Linked DNA regions of Homo sapiens: regions 1, 3, 4 and 5 are each linked to region 2. The links are chromatin contacts, found by Hi-C or POLR2A ChIA-PET in ENCODE. All regions are on one chromosome and are shown on one strand. Each heading gives the region's core, a stretch centred on a gene start or an enhancer-like site at or near the end of the contact. The rest is flanking DNA. Distances are from core to core; before and after follow the strand shown. Region 1 holds the start of TSEN54 (tRNA splicing endonuclease subunit 54). Region 2 holds the start of UBALD2 (UBA like domain containing 2). Region 3 has its middle 16 kb from the start of LINC02080. Region 4 holds the start of SLC25A19 (solute carrier family 25 member 19). Region 5 holds the start of GRB2 (growth factor receptor bound protein 2).

The links. A loop is a pair of places that touch in the nucleus more often than their neighbours do. ChIA-PET counts read pairs that join two places held with the same protein, here RNA polymerase II (POLR2A). Pooled maps may share reads with other maps.
Region 1: a loop to region 2 is called in a pooled map, with 3 times the contacts of the local background. The contact joins the promoter of TSEN54 here to the promoter of UBALD2 in region 2. A Hi-C loop is called at or near these places in 6 of 50 pooled maps. POLR2A ChIA-PET finds 5 or more read pairs at or near these places in 2 of 52 experiments (Panc1 and naive thymus-derived CD8-positive, alpha-beta T cell).
Region 3: a map of OCI-LY7 shows a loop between it and region 2 (9-fold over the local background). The contact joins the enhancer-like site here to the promoter of UBALD2 in region 2. A Hi-C loop is called at or near these places in 1 of 168 maps with a recorded cell type or tissue (OCI-LY7) and 1 of 50 pooled maps. POLR2A ChIA-PET finds 5 or more read pairs at or near these places in 2 of 52 experiments (HCT116 and OCI-LY7).
Region 4: a pooled map shows a loop between it and region 2 (5-fold over the local background). The contact joins the promoter of SLC25A19 here to the promoter of UBALD2 in region 2. A Hi-C loop is called at or near these places in 2 of 37 single-sample maps with no recorded cell type and 6 of 50 pooled maps. POLR2A ChIA-PET finds 5 or more read pairs at or near these places in 2 of 52 experiments (B cell and activated CD4-positive, alpha-beta T cell).
Region 5: a loop to region 2 is called in a pooled map, with 3 times the contacts of the local background. The contact joins the promoter of GRB2 here to the promoter of UBALD2 in region 2. A Hi-C loop is called at or near these places in 4 of 50 pooled maps. POLR2A ChIA-PET finds 5 or more read pairs at or near these places in 3 of 52 experiments (B cell, GM10248 and activated CD8-positive, alpha-beta memory T cell).

The regions. Positions count from the first base shown.
Region 1 is chr17:75,515,278-75,517,777 of GRCh38, reverse strand. It overlaps TSEN54 (tRNA splicing endonuclease subunit 54), which reads right to left and starts at 1,250. Exons shown (of 11, transcript NM_207346.3): 1 at 1,162-1,250; 2 at 868-1,032; 3 at 706-769; 4 at 534-617; 5 at 123-221. The coding sequence starts at 1,217. It overlaps CASKIN2 (CASK interacting protein 2), which reads left to right and starts at 2,241. Exons shown (of 20, transcript NM_020753.5): 1 at 2,241-2,377. RefSeq lists silencers at 1,012-1,391, 1,782-2,391 and an enhancer at 1,176-1,470.
Region 2 is chr17:76,264,054-76,266,863 of GRCh38, reverse strand. UBALD2 (UBA like domain containing 2) reads right to left here and starts at 1,516. Exons shown (of 3, transcript NM_182565.4): 1 at 1,239-1,516; 2 at 895-957. The coding sequence starts at 1,358. LOC105371896 (a long non-coding RNA gene) reads left to right here and starts at 1,783. Exons shown (of 6, transcript XR_007065913.1): 1 at 1,783-2,810. RefSeq lists enhancers at 704-803, 2,064-2,113 and silencers at 974-1,113, 1,414-1,713.
Region 3 is chr17:76,781,806-76,784,608 of GRCh38, reverse strand. It overlaps a transcript of MFSD11 not described here. Among named protein-coding and RNA genes, the nearest start is that of LINC02080, 16 kb to the left of the region's middle. Within about 2 kb of position 1,340, at least 2 of the 41 ENCODE cell types and tissues checked have a DNase peak (open chromatin) inside an H3K27ac peak, as active enhancers do; they include OCI-LY7, where a contact is called at or near this core.
Region 4 is chr17:75,287,801-75,290,994 of GRCh38, reverse strand. SLC25A19 (solute carrier family 25 member 19) reads left to right here and starts at 1,562. Exons shown (of 8, transcript NM_001126121.2): 1 at 1,562-1,641; 2 at 2,404-2,493. RefSeq lists enhancers at 1,054-1,103, 1,144-1,193, 1,284-1,483, 1,916-2,417.
Region 5 is chr17:75,404,071-75,406,936 of GRCh38, reverse strand. It overlaps GRB2 (growth factor receptor bound protein 2), which reads left to right and starts at 1,259. Exons shown (of 6, transcript NM_002086.5): 1 at 1,259-1,448. MIR3678 (microRNA 3678) reads right to left here and starts at 868; the gene lies at 775-868. RefSeq lists a silencer at 1,022-1,201.

The sequences.
Region 1 (2,500 bases), core at 1-2,500, 750 kb after region 2:
ATAGCCCTCGTCTGCCCTGCAGCCCCAGCATGTGACACTGTGCCTGGCACCTTATGGGTACTTGTCAATACTCATTGATTCAGTGGATGGGTGGCTCCCGGAGGCGGGGTGGTGGCAGATACCTGGTACTGCAGGAAGGTCACAGTGTGGTCGGTCAGCAGCAGCTGGTAAGCTTCCTGGATAGACAGTGGCAGGTCTTGGTGGAAGAGGTGGATGGAGCCCTGGAAGTGGGGCCAACAGCTCAGCTTATGAGCCCTCACTACAGTGCCACAGAGGAATGGGGCAACTTCCCAGCTCTGATACCTCCCCCTCCCCCTCTCAGCAGCGCATCAAGAATGTGGCCAACCAGGAAAGTGGGGCAGCATCACTAATGTGGACTGGAATCCCTGCTCCCTGCAACGTACCACCTCCTGCTTTAGAAGTTTGGTTATCAGTTCTCTAAAGACCGGGTTGTGTGTGCTTTTTCTCCGATAAAACGTGTCCTTCCCGTTCTTTGGTCCCAACTCCTTCCCCACCTCCCGGGCCCCACTTACACACTCCAGAAGATACAAGGCCTCTTCCGGGTGAAGGCGCTGCCGGCCCTGCTCTGAGAAGCCCATGGTCTGCCAGAATTTGCCCTGTGTGGGGCCCAGAGCAAGTGTCACAAGGGAGGGAGGGCAGGGAGGGCAGGGAGGGCGGTCCCCGGTCCCCGAGCCCGCCGCTCACCGCGGGAGACTTCAACTCCACGAAGCCCTCTTCTGGCCTCCACTCGGCAGCCACCAAGCTGCCCCTGGCGAGGAGTGGGGAGGGGTCTGCGTCAGTCCATTCCGGAGACCCCGCGGCCCGCCTCGCCCCCGCTTCCCTTACCCCTGGGCCCGCCCCTCTCACAGGCGCTCCACGCGCTGCTCTGCCAGCAGCTGCCAGAGCTCTTCCCGGCACCGGCGCAGCCGCTCGGCCTGAGCTGCCGAGCCGTCGGGCAGAAAGTCCTTGGGGCCATGCGAGCGCTGGGGCAGCTTCTGCGACCGCGAGCGGGCGGCGAAGAGCTCCCGGGCGCTGGGGGAGAAGGGGACGCGGGGTCAGCGCCGCGCATCGGGGGCCGCCTGGCCGGGTCCCGGGCGCCGGTTTCCCTACCCGCGCTGGCCCCGCGCCCCCGACACCCACTCCGGCCGGGCCGCGCCGCACCTGAGCACGCGCCCCGCGGGAACCTCCACGGCCGCGGGCTCGGGCTCGGGCTCCATCCCGCCGCCGCCTGCCGCTGCGCGCGCCGCCACGCCCCGCCCACCGCCGGAGCTCCGCGCTGCCCTAGTGCCCGCCGATCCGCAATGCCGCGGCAGCCCCGCCCCCTGCACCGCCCCAGCCCGCTCTGCGCCCTCCTGATTGTCCCCGGTCCTAGCGCCCGCCCGGAAGCGCACCCCGACGCCGGGTCTGGGAGCTCAGCCCGCAGGTTGCTGGAGATGCAGAAGGCCCCTCTTTTGCCCCTAGCCCTCCTCGGGGCTTCTCTCCAGTAAAGCCTGAGGAGCCGGCGTCTGGAGTGCAGTGCGAATGGTCACACTTGTGACCGCCCCTCTGCAGCCTCGCGCTGCTTAGTCCCCACCGCCCGGGCTGGGCAAGGAGGGCAGAAGGGCTCAGGGAAGGACGAGCGGAGGGTGTGCAAATTCCGACTTTGCAGGCCGAAGGCCACCCGGGAACTGTCAGGAGCGGTCCGGGGAGGTTCGCCATTCCTTCGGTGTCTTCCGTCCGGTCCCTACGGCTGGGCTCCGAAGCCAGGTTTCGAGGGCCGGGGGCGGGAGGCGCTGTCCGGCCCACGACGGTGCTGAAGCGCCACCTCCGCCCGGCACGAGCGCCTCCTCGAGGCTGGGGTCCCCGCACTGGTGCCGTCCGCTAGGTGGTGCCATTGCCCGGCCGGCGGCTGCGGGTGGGCGACGCCGGCCGCAGACGGGGGGTACTGCAAGTGGGGTCCCGCGTCTTGGTTGCCAACCCCCTTCACATTACGTCTTCTCTCCCACCAGTCAGACCCGGGGTGTCTAGCCCTTGGGTCTAAGTCCAGAGCCCCAGGTCACCTCTGCCCCCGCGCCCCCCGCCCCTCCGTTTCACCTGGGCGCATGCGCTGATCCGGTCAGCGCCCCCGGTCCGGGCGGGCACGAGTTGGGGCGGGATCTGGCGCGGATGGGGGCGGAGCCGCCGGTGCTGACTGACAGCCTGACTGCGCGGCCGGGACGGTCCCTCCGTTCCCGATCCGGCGGGAGGGAGGGGGGAGGGGCGGGATTTCCTGCGGGAGGCGCCGAGCCGGCCTTGGAAAAGGAGAAGGAGAAAGGGGGGCAGGGGGGAGTGGGAGCCACCGTCCTGAGTGCCAGGGACCGAGCAGGGCCAGCCGGACCCCGGCGGGCGGCCGGGAGAGGTGAGGCTGCGGGGCCCGCGCTGGGGGTCAGCGCCCCTGGGGGCGGGCGCAAACTAACTTTTCTTGCGGGGTCGGCGGGCACCTCCATCTCCCCGCTCCTTCCGTCCTCCTCGCGCCCCTTTT
Region 2 (2,810 bases), core at 267-2,766:
TCCACAACAGCTCTCCTGGGGAACAATGTTTTAAGATCCCTATCGCTGAGCCCTGCCCCTCCTCCCCCAGCAGGGCTAATAGGTAACTAGGGGGGTAGGGTACAGGAGAGATGTCCTGGGCCTCAAGAAAGCAGAGTACCCCATGGCCAGGAGGGCAAAAGCTTGGGCCTGGGCTAGAATGAAAAAGAAAGCAAATCCAGACCCCGGACCACTTCTCTGTGTGCTGGGCTGGTGGAGCTCAACACAGAGATTAAAGACACATTCCTGGCCTTATCTTGGGTCAAAATCTGTGTGTCCTCCTGGCTTGGGGGATGTATGTCCTTCCAACTTCCCAGTCCCCTTGGGCTTCGGAAGGTTGAACAGATCTTTGTGGGTAGAGCCCGGCTTCCTGAGCCAGGGTGGATTCATGCCTTTCCTGTTCCCTGTAGCGCTGGGTGTGTGTGTGTGTGGAGGGGGAGGGGGGAAACCACTCAACAGCACGAGGGGGTCCCCATAAACACAAGCACCCCCATCGCCCTCCCTGGGCCCTTCGCGCGGGCTTCCCAGTGCCCCAGACGTCCGGGCATCACCCTCTCCCCCTCCCCATCCCCTGGCTCTGGGGTCCCCCAGCTCCTGAGCCCCTCGCCAGGCCCCCGGCCCTCTCCCCCTCCCCCCAACTTTGGCGCCGCTTCCCCCCAGGGACCAGTGCCGGGCACCAGTCCCGAGGCCAAGCAGCAGCAGCCCGGGAGGCGGGCCTCAAAGTTGGAGGCGCCAGCGCCGGCCCGGGAGCCGCTCTTTCCTGGAAGACATTTTGGCTCTTTGTTTACATTCGCGGCGCGGCGCTCCCCGGCAACATGGCTGTCACCGCCGCGCTGACAGCGGCCCCGGCCCGCGCCCCTGCCCGCCGCCGCTTACCATCTGGTGGTGGTGGTGGCTGTTGGGAATGTTGGTTTCTTGGAAGAACGTGCTCAGCGCGGTCTGCGGACAAACAGGGCAGTGACACGGCGGGCCAGGCGGAGTCAGGAAACGCAGCGGCTGGGCCCCCCACCGGCTCTCCCCGCCTCCGCGCCCGGCCCGCGGCCCCCGACCCTCGGCTGCCCCACGTGCAGAGGGGAGCCGGTCCCGGCCCCGGTCCCGCGTAAGACCCGCTCGCGGGCGCCGATCGCCTTCCGGGCCGACAACAGGAGCGCTCCCCGCCCCCGCCGCCGCCCGGCGTCCCCGACCCCCGCGGCCCGGCCCCGCGGCGGCCAGGCTCGCACCTCGAACTGCCAGTGGGCCGCCTGCAGCAACTGCTTCGCCTGGTCGGCCGCGCAGCCCGCGGCCAGCACGAACTGGTTGATCATGACCTGGTGCCGCAGCTCGTCCATGTTCACCGACATGGCGCGGCGCGGCGCGGGGCCCGGCGTCTCCGGCCGGACGCAGACGCGGGGCTGCGCGGGCGCGGGAGGCCGGCCGCCCGGGGCTCCGGGGCTCGCGCTCACCGCTGCTGCCGCCGCTCCGCCGCCCGCTCCGCCGCCGCCCGCCCGGCGAATGTTGTGGTTCGACTCCCGCGGCCCGGCCGACACCACAAACAACAGCGCGGGGCGGGGCTGGGCCGGCCCAACGTTCGGGGACTGCCGCTGATTGGCCGGGGCGCCGCTCCGCCAGCGCCCGGCTCCCGTAAGGACGTTCGATTCGAATCCTGCGGCCTGTGGGGCCCTCACTGTTTCTCTTTTCGCCCGGCCGCGCCCATTGGCGGAGCTCGGCGCCGTGGGGCTCCCCAGCATTGGCCGGCCGCTGTGTTTTGGCTCATCCGGCCTCGTGGTTGGTCACGGCCGGGCGTTCGGGGCGGGGCCGCGCACTCTGATTGGCCTCCGGTGGTCCTGTTTGAACTCAACTTGAAAACCCGGAGTGCCTGCTGATTGGCCGAGGGCCCTCTGTTTGCTGTTGTAGGCTTGGGGGTGGTGCGGCCAAGTTCATTCATTACTTCATTGAAACAGAACATGCTCAGCTGGAAAAGCAAGACAGAGTGGCTTTGACTCATTTCCTCTGAAAGATGTGGTCATCTCGAGAAACAGAATGATCAAAATAGAAAACAGAGCCTTTGCAGCTGCTCAAGTCTCAAAAGCATGTAATTTTTAAAAATAACTTTCAAGCAGTCCAATTTAAAAAAATCTTTTATTGAAATATAACGTACATTAGGAAAGTGCGATGTCGCAGGTACAGCTTCCAGACTTTTCACCAAGTGAACACCCAGATCAATTAACAGAACGTTACTTGCACCCTAGGAACCCGCGTCCTGCCCTCTTCTAATCACTACCCACCGCAAGGATCGAGCAGTATTTTCTCAGTTTTTAGACCAAAGACTTTGCTCTCTGAAGATGGAAGCCAAGATTTATGTACAATAAATACGATATGCAAGGAAATATGCAAGGAAAAAAGTGAGACTTTCTCAGTGGCCAAAATGCCAAGTCAAGAATTTTTTCTTGTTAAATCGGTTGACCTAACTGAAGCTTTAATTTTCTTTTTTTTTTTTTCTCTTGCTTGTCACGAAAGCTAAGATGAAGCTTTAATTTCTACCATCTTTTAAAAAAACAACGGGTGGCAGTAGGGGTGGAGTCTGGGGTTGGGATGGCTTACACCTATAATCCCAGCACTTTGGGAGGCCGAGACAGGAGGATAACTTGAGGCCGGGAGTTCAACACCAGCTTGGGCAACATAGCACAGACTCCATCTCTACCAAATAAAAACAAACAATAACAAACAGTGAGTGTTTCTACAGAGATACTGTTTCTCAGTGGTAGCCCTTTAAAGTCCAAAATTTGGTGGTGGTGGTTGTTAGATAGGGCTAG
Region 3 (2,803 bases), core at 91-2,590, 520 kb before region 2:
GATAACTGTCTTTTAATGCTGAATGCCATTCCATCGTATGGAGAAACCACATTTTGTTTATCCATTCTTTTTTTTTTGAGATGGAGTCTCACTCTGTCGCCAGGCTGGAGTGCAGTGGCACGATCTCAGCTCACTGCAACCTCTGCCTCCCAGGTTCAAGCGATTCTCCTGCCTCAGCCTCCCAAGTAGCTGGGACTACAGGCAGCGCCACCATGCCCAGCTAATTTTTGTACTTTTAGTAGAGATGGGGTTTCACTGTGTTGGCCAGGATGGTCTCGATCTCTTGACCTCATGATCTGCCTGCCTCAGCCTCCCAAAGTGCTGGGATTACAGGCTTGAGCCACTGTGCCTGGCCTGTTTATCCATTCTTCTATGGATGAATAACTTGAGTTGTTTTGACTTTTTGGCTATTGTGAATAATGCAGCTATGAATATGGGTGTACAAATATTGCTTCAAGTCTGCTTTTAACTCTTTTATGTATATACCCACAAGTGAAATTATTGGATCACATGGTATTTCTAGTTTTTGAGGAACTGCCATACTGTTTTCCCAGCAGCTTCACCATTGTACATTTCCACACACAGTGCACAAGGGTTTCAATTTCTCCACATCCTTGCCAACACCTTCCTTTTTTCTTTTTTTTTTTTTCTGGGTAGCAGCCATCCCAATGGGTGTGAAGATCCAAAAAAAATGACTATTAATGGGGACTTATTTGTACTTGGAGAACTTAAAAACTCCCAAGGGGGTCAGGAGTGGGGGCTCATGCCTGTAATCCCAGCATTTTGGGAGGCCAAGGCAGGCAGATCACCTGAGCTCAGGAGTTCGAGACCAGTCTGGCCAACATGGTGAAATCCCGTCTCTACTAAAAATACAAAAAATAAATAGGCTGGGCGTGGTGGCAGGCATCTGTAATCCCAGCTACTCGGGAGGCTGAGGCAGGAGAACCGCTTGTACCTGGGAGGCAGAGGTTGCAGTGAGCCAAGACTGTGCCATTGCACTCCAGCCTGGGCATCAAGAGCAAAACTCCGTCTCAAAAAACAAAAGACCCCCAAGGGACTTACTATAAGTCAACAAACAACAAACCAACCAACCAACAAAAACTCCTAGAGGAAAGAAATCCTGTGTGGGCAGCCGAAGCCCTGGTTTAAAGGCGTTCAAGTTGGGGTATGGGAAAACTCGGGAGGGGAGGGGAGAATGTTTTCATACTCACAGAGAAAAACACCTGTGGTTCAATAAACGTTGCTCAAGGTCTAAGCCAAATCTAAATATAGACAATATGAAACTTGCAATAAAAGAGCGGGACATCCACACACACAAACAAACACCCATGGGAGACCCAGCTACAGCATTTACTTAGCTACAAGTATGAAGACAAAAGTTTTGAACAGCATATATAAGACAAGCATAAAAATTAAACTATTTATTTCATTGTCACATTTCTTTTTTTTTTTTTTTGGAGCTGGAGTGCAGTGGCGTGATCTTGGCTCACTGCAACCTCTGCCTCCCGGGTTCAAGCAATTCTCCTGCCTCAACTTCCTGAGTAGCTGGGATTACAGGCTCCTGCCACCACACTTGGCTAATTTTTGTATTCTTAGTAGAGATGGGGTTTCACCATATTGGCCAGGCTGGTCTCGAACTCTTGACCTTGTGATCTGCCTGCCTTGGCCTCCCAAAGTGCTATGATTATAGGCGTGAGCCACCGTGCCTGGCCCCACATTTCATCTTTAACTCAAGTAATGCAAAGAATTTAAAAGATGACCTTAATGTTATCCAGTCATCTAAAGAGTCAACCAAGATCAAAACTATAGACACAAGAACTGAATAAAAGCAGCCCCGCGTGGTGGGCTCAAGCCTGTAATCCCGGCACTTTGGGAAGCTGAGGTGGGTGGATCATGAGGTCAAGAGTTCGAGACCAGCCTGGCCAACATGGTGAAGCCCCATCTCTACTAAAAAATACAAAAATTAGCCGGGCATGGTGGTGTGCACCTGTAGTCCCAGCTACTCGGGAGGCTGAGGCAGGAGAACTGCTTGAACCCGGGATGTGGAGGTTGCAGTGAGCCGAGATTGCGCCACTGCATTATAGCCTGGGTGACAGAGCAAGACTCTGTCTCAAAAAAAAAAAAAAAAAAAAAAGCCTGGGCGCGGTGGCTCACGCCTGTAATCCCAGCACTTTGGGAGGCTGAGACGGGTGGATCACTTGAGGTTGGGAGTTCAAGACCAGCCTGACCAACATGAGGAAACCCTGTCTCTATTATAAATACAAAATTAGCTGGGCATGGTGGCACATGCCTGTAATCCCAGCTACTTGGGAAGCTGAGGCAGGAGAATCGCTTGAACCCAGGAGGCAGAGGTTGCAGTGAGCCGAGATCGCGCCATTGCACTCCAGCCTGGGCAACAAGAGTGAAATTCCATCTCAAAAAATAAAAATAAAAAAGAACTGAATAAAAGCGCAACAAACTCCCCACAGGGGCCGGGGGCGGGGGAGAAAAAAAAGCATAGTAGCTCATTCCTGTAATCCCAGCATTTTGGAAGGCCGAGGCAGGAGGATCACTGGAGTCCAGGAGTTCAAGGCTAGCCTGGGCAAGATAAGACACTGCCTTTACAAAAAAAAAAAAAAAATTATCCAGGCATGGTGGTACATGCCTGTGGTCCTAGCTACTTGGGAGACTGAGGCCGGAATATTGCTTGAGCCCAAGACGTCAAAGCTGCAGTGAGCCATGACTGTGCCACTGTGATCCAGCCTGGGCAACAAAGCAAGACCCTGTCTCTAACAAAAAAGTGAGTACGAAACTGAAAATGAAT
Region 4 (3,194 bases), core at 313-2,812, 980 kb after region 2:
GAACCTTGGGAGGCCGAGCTGGGTGGATCACTTGAGGTCAGGAGTTCAAAACTAGCCTGGCCAACATGGTGAAACCCCGTTTCTACTAAAACTACAAAAATTAGCTGGGTATGGTGGTGCAGGCCTGTAGTCCCAGCTACTCAGGAGGCTGAAGCAGGAGAATCACCTGAACCCGGGAGGTGGAGGTTGCACCGAGCCGAGATCGTGCCACTGCATTCCAGCCTGGGTGACAGAGTGAGACTCTTGTCTCAAAAAAAAAAAAAAAGTTTGAGACCAGACTGACCAACATGGCAAAACCCCATCTCTACTAAAGATACAAAAAATTAGCTGGGCATAGTGGTGCACGCGTGTAATCCCAGCTACTCGGGAGGCTGAGGCAGGAGAATCGTGTGAACCCCAGAGGCAAAGGTTGCAGTGAGCTGAAATAGCACCATTGCACTCCAGCCTGGGCGACAAGAGCAAAACTGTCTCAAAAAAAAAAAAAAAAAAAAAAAAAAAAAAAAAAAAAAAAAAAGAAGAACATTTCTTTCTTTCAGAAAAGTGTAAACACTAATTCATATTTGATATTAAAAGTTTTTTTGGGGGGTCGGAGTGACAGTTTTGTGTGTGTGTGAAGCATAATGTATACGTATTAAAAAGGGAATGCTTGTCCTTTAAAGACACATACTGAAATATTTACTGGTGAAAACACGTGATGGTATTTACTTCAGAATAACGCTGGGCAGCGCGTGCGAGGTAGGTGCAGAAATAGAGGAAACAAGATTGCCCCATGAGTCGCGTAACTGCTGAGGTCGGAGAGCGACTCTACGCGGCTTCATCGGGTTATTCCACTTCTGTGTATCTTGAAATTTTCTACAATAAAAATGTCTTAAAATTGTGCGTCAAAATGATAACACGAATATAAAAATGCAATTAAAAAGTCAGGAGGCAATACTGTCGCGCAAAACCGTGACGCTAGTTGTGTGCGGGCGGTAGGATGAGTCATTTCCTCCTTCCTTTCTATATTTTCTGTCTATATACTTTTAATATTACTTTTATAATGAGAAATACTAAAACTCGGGGTGAGAGGGGGGGACACTCGTGTTTTTGCCTTCCCCGTCCCCGAGGGGACTGTTCTCATCTATTCTCTTCCCGACGTCCTCCAGCTTTTTGCTAGGCTTCCTGCCATCTTTACCAAGTTGAGATTATCCGGGTTCTGGCATTAACAGAGTTTGAGGAAAGCGGGTCAAGTCTACCGCGCCCTAACCTTGGACCCCGCCTGCAGGCTGACTTTCGAGTCACACGCCAGAGCACGGCGACCCCTAAGGTCGCAGCCCGGCTTCGCAAGGCACCTCCTTCTAACGCGTCGGTCGAACTCGCGCGCCCGCGAGCAGCCGGACTACATCTCCCAGGAAGCTGTGCGCCGTCCAGCTGTCCTGCCCTTGGTCGCGAAGGACTACATTACCCGGTGATATCTTGCGGGAGGCGGTTGCCAGACCTCAAGCGCACAACCATTGGTCCAGCGTCTGGCGGGGAGCTGCACGGTGATTGGCCCAGGAGCCCGCCAGTTTCGTCCGAGCTCAGTAGAGTTTTGCTGTTAAGACTGCGCGAGGAGCTAGAGAGAGCGGAGAGCGCTGAGCCGGGCCGCACCCGCCGAGCCGTGTGAGTAACCTCTACCTCCGTCCTTCTCGCCGCCCTCTCGGGGACCAGCACCCTCGCTCCTCAGGGTGGTCGGGAGGGAGCACACGCACCCGGGCGCTCACGAGAGGGCGGGGACTGTGTACACACGTGTCACACCAGACCAGAGAAGCATCTCCAGGGACACCGGCGGCCGAGCCCCGCGCACGCCCTTGAGCACCTGAGCTCCAGGGCGTCCCCTCGGACTCAAGGAGAAAAAACACACCCCGAGGCACACGTGGACACCTAGGTACCCACACGGGGACCTCTGCAGATTTGCTCAGCTGAGCCCTTGGGCACATGGGCACCCGAACACCAGGAAGAGCCTGGTATGCTCCGGTCTCCTGACAGCGATCCAGGACACCTGCCACTCGGGCTTGCTCCTCCTTTCTGCCCAGATGGGCGGGAAACACGCTGCTCAGTGTGACCTGAGCGGTCCCTGGGTAACCCCTGGAGAGGTTTTGCCTCTCAGTCGCTTGCCGCGTGTTTAAACTTCCTCATGGGCGCCTGGGGAGGAGTTCCAGGGTGGGTGAGAGGAGAAAAGGAATTGATGTCTGGGGTGGAGGCTGCCATCCTGTAGGTAGTATCTCCCCTCCTCCCCCACCCCCACCCCCACTACTACAAGTATTCAAGAACTAGGGTAATTCTGAAGGCTAGTTTTAGGGATTTTTTTTTTTTTTTTTTGCCATAACAAATTCAAACAGTATAGAATTATCGACAGGTCTACCTTCCTTTTTCCCTTCTCAGCCCTTCTCCCTGTGATCAGTTACCAACTACCTGTTGATGTGTGTGGTTACAGACTTCTTTCTATGCTTTGTACAACTCTACAGACCGTATGTAGGTATTACTGTTTTTGTTTTTTGTTTTTACAAAAAAGGAAAAAAGTACATCTCCTGGAAGGGATGCTTTTTAGCTGAGCTCTGGTGGATGAGAGGAGCTAGCCTTGAAAAAGTGAGTAGGGGCTGAGAGTGGGGCTGTATTTCAGACGTAGGGAACTGGAGGAGTAGAGGCAAGGCAATTGATAGGAGTGCTCCCCGAGTTTTCCAGGAACTGGGCAGAAGCAGTCAGACCACTCTGGTTAAATGAGGGAAGGGGAAGAGTGGTCCAGAGTGAGGCTGAAGAGGTCAGTAGGTCTGAGTCAGGGGAGCCCAGGAGCGTCATTTTCTTTTTTGTTTTGTTTTGTTTTTTTGTTTTTGAGACGGAGTCTCACTCTGTAGCCCAGGCTGGAGTGCAATGGCGTGATTTCAGCTCACTGCAACCTCTGCCTCCCAGGCTCACGTGATTCTCCCTCCTCAGCCTCCCAAGTAACTGGGATTACAGGCGCCCACCACGACACCCAGATAATTTTTGTATTTTTATTAGAGACAGGGTTTCACCATGTTGGCCAGACTGGTCTTGAACTCCTGACCTCAGGCGATCCACCCGCCTCGGCCTCCCAAAGTGCTGGGATTACAGGCGTGAGCCACGGTGCCTGGCCAGGAGCATCATTTGCTAGCGTAGCATGGCCCCACTGTGCCGGGGTGGTCTGAGGTGTGTGC
Region 5 (2,866 bases), core at 10-2,509, 860 kb after region 2:
CTCCCTCCTCAGCCATCCCTATGTGTAGTTCAGTGGCACTTGGGGCCAACTGCTTGTCTTACAGATTAGGCAACTCTAGATTACAAAGCACTGAAAGCAGGGGCTTCATCTGGTTGGTCTTTGACCCTGCAGAGCCCCTTGCACACAGGTGATGCTCAATAAATACTTGGTGAAAGCACAATTCATTTTCTGTGTTTCAATGGGCTTCTTTTCTCTATAGAATCAGATGCTTGGTTATTCTCACCTCAGCGCTATTTTGTTGGCTTCCAGAAGGCACAGTAACGCTAGGTGTGTTGTGTTCTATCCTTTAATTGGAAGAGCTTTGGGAACTGAAAAATAAGAATTATTTCTCCAAGCCTCATCTTCTGCCACTCCCCCGTACTCACCGGCCTCATACAGGAATTGAACTACTTAGCACTGCACAGAACACGACTTTCTCTCTCACGCCTCCGTTCCTCTGTACTTAGCCTCTGTACTTACGTGCCATTCCCTTTCCCTGAAATGCCCTTACTCTGGCTTCTCTGCCTGGCAAATTCCTACTCATCCTCCAAGACTCAGATCAGACATCGCCGCATCACATCTGTGAAGGCTCTTCTGCAATGGGCAGTGTAGCAGTACCCCCTCCATTTTTTTAGCTTCCTCAGCAAACTCCAAATAATTATAACAGTACTTATGGCATTATTTGTTTATTTTTCTTCTACTTCCTAGACCGTGAATTCCTTAAGGGCCAAGATTTCTGTTCTATCCCCAGCACAGTGTTCGGCCTATATTGGAGAATCCGGTCCGTACAAACTCTGCAGTGATTCAATCAATGAGCAAACAAACTCACCAATCATTCAACACAGCAGAGTTTGTACGGACCGGATTCTCAAATATTTTAAGACCTGGTCCTCTATTTGGAGTGCTTCATTCTGGAAGATCTCTTCCTCCCCCAAGCCCCTACCCATCCAACTGCCTAGGTTTGGTAGAAGAGGAAAATAAAGTGATTAGACGGGGGAAGAGTCCTTCAGGGCTAAGCTGTCATTTACCCGCTCTGGCACCGAGAGGGTTACGGCGACCCGGGGGCGGAGCCGTGCGGAGGCCACCTGCTGCGGGGAGGTCTGGCGCATGCGCCCTGACACCTAGCTGGTTCCCTACCCGCAGGGGCCCGGCTGAGGAGGAGCGCTTGCGCTCTGGGCCTTTTCCGCCGGGGGAAGTCTCGCGGGGGCGGGGCGGGGCCTCGTGGAGAAGTTCTCGCGGGACACCGACGGGGAGCGGAAGCCAGGAGGTATTGCTGCTTCGGCGACCGGGCGGCGGCAGCGGCGGCGGCGGCTGTGGCAGAGTCTGTGCCTGTGGCGGTGACGGCGGCGGGAGCAAGCGCTGCCCTCGCAGAGCAGCCTTGGGGTCGCCGGCCGCTCGCAGCGTTGTGGAGGGGCGGGCCGGACGCTGAGCGGAGCAGCTGCGCCACGGTGAGTACGGGAGGCTGCGCTCGGCGCCTCTCTCGTGCCTTTTCCTCTTGGCTCTACAGCGGGAGTGGGCCCCGGGGGAACCGGGACCGGCCCCGGGGTTCGCGTCGGGGCGGCGAGGCTTGGGACGTGGAGCGCAATCCCCGGGGCTCCGGACTCTACGTTTCCCCTTTTGGGGCGCTTCCTTCCTGGGGACCGTCCTCCTCCGGCTCTTGGCTCTGGGCAGTCCGGGGGAAGAGGTCGGGGTTCTCTGGCGAGGTCCCCTGCCTTCATCGGGAGGGTTTGCACGGAAGGGGCCCGGGAAGCCCAGGCGGGCCGAACGCCGACCGAGTCAGTCTACCCGAGCCTGGCGGCGGGGGACTGGTGTGGGCTGCAGCTGTGGTGATTGATGTGCCTTCGACCTGCACGGCAACCACGTCACCATCTCCTGGCGTCTTTGGGCTTAATTTTGTGCGGGAATCCACTTTGGGGTGGAACGTTTGCTGCTGGAGCCGGGGGAGATACCTTTATTCTGACACTTAAAAAAAAAAACTATTTGAAAAATATTTGTCAAGAAAAATTCAGCAGTAGCAGGTTGGACTGCACCGAGGAAGGATTGCGGCGAGAGCGGGCGCTGGTAATTTTCATTTGCAGCGCGCCCTCTCTATGATTGTAAGCCACACATGAGTTATGGCTTGTTTAGAAAGTTTTTCAAGGCTGGCTTCAAACGCTGTGAAAGTGCAGTTTGCAGGGGACTGAAGTGCACTTGAGGTCTGTCTCTTTTTGATGCTGTTGACTTTCCGAAATGTCAGACACATGAGAGAAATTAGCATTAGTCTATTTTGGCTTTCTTACTCCTCTTTCTCCAGTTATTTCCTTCCTTCTCTATCTGCTTCTGTCCTTTCCACTAGGGACACGAAATGCTTGTGTAATGCAAGTCATTTGCCCCTTCCTCCCCCCACCCCCCCCTTTTTTTCTAATGTACTTCCCCTTCCTCCTTGTAGTCCCCACTCTGGCGTAATTTTTCGAGGTTTCTTCCCTTTCGTGCTGTTCGTTTTCTCTCATTTCAAGATTCCGTCTTTTTCCTCGGGAAGAGACTCTCTTTCCTTGCTTTCGTTCCTTTACTTTTGCGCGTCCCCTGCGTTCCCTGCAGTCAGCCAGAAGGGTTGCTAGAGAGCCGTGGGAGGCTGAAGTCCCCTCTCTGAGAACGGGGAGGCTCAAAAGATTGAATTCATCCCTAAGAAATCAGTCCTGCCACTAGGTCGCAAGTGTGGTTTGCTTGTATTATTTTTGTCTTTTACTCTTTTTCTTTTAAGATTATGCTTCTGTGCCTGCTTATGTTTTCTTCTAGTATGTCTTTATAATAGGAAGATTGGGTCAGCTCAGTGACTTTTTTTTTTTAGGCAGAGTTTTGCTCTTTTTGCCCAGGCTGGAGTGCAATG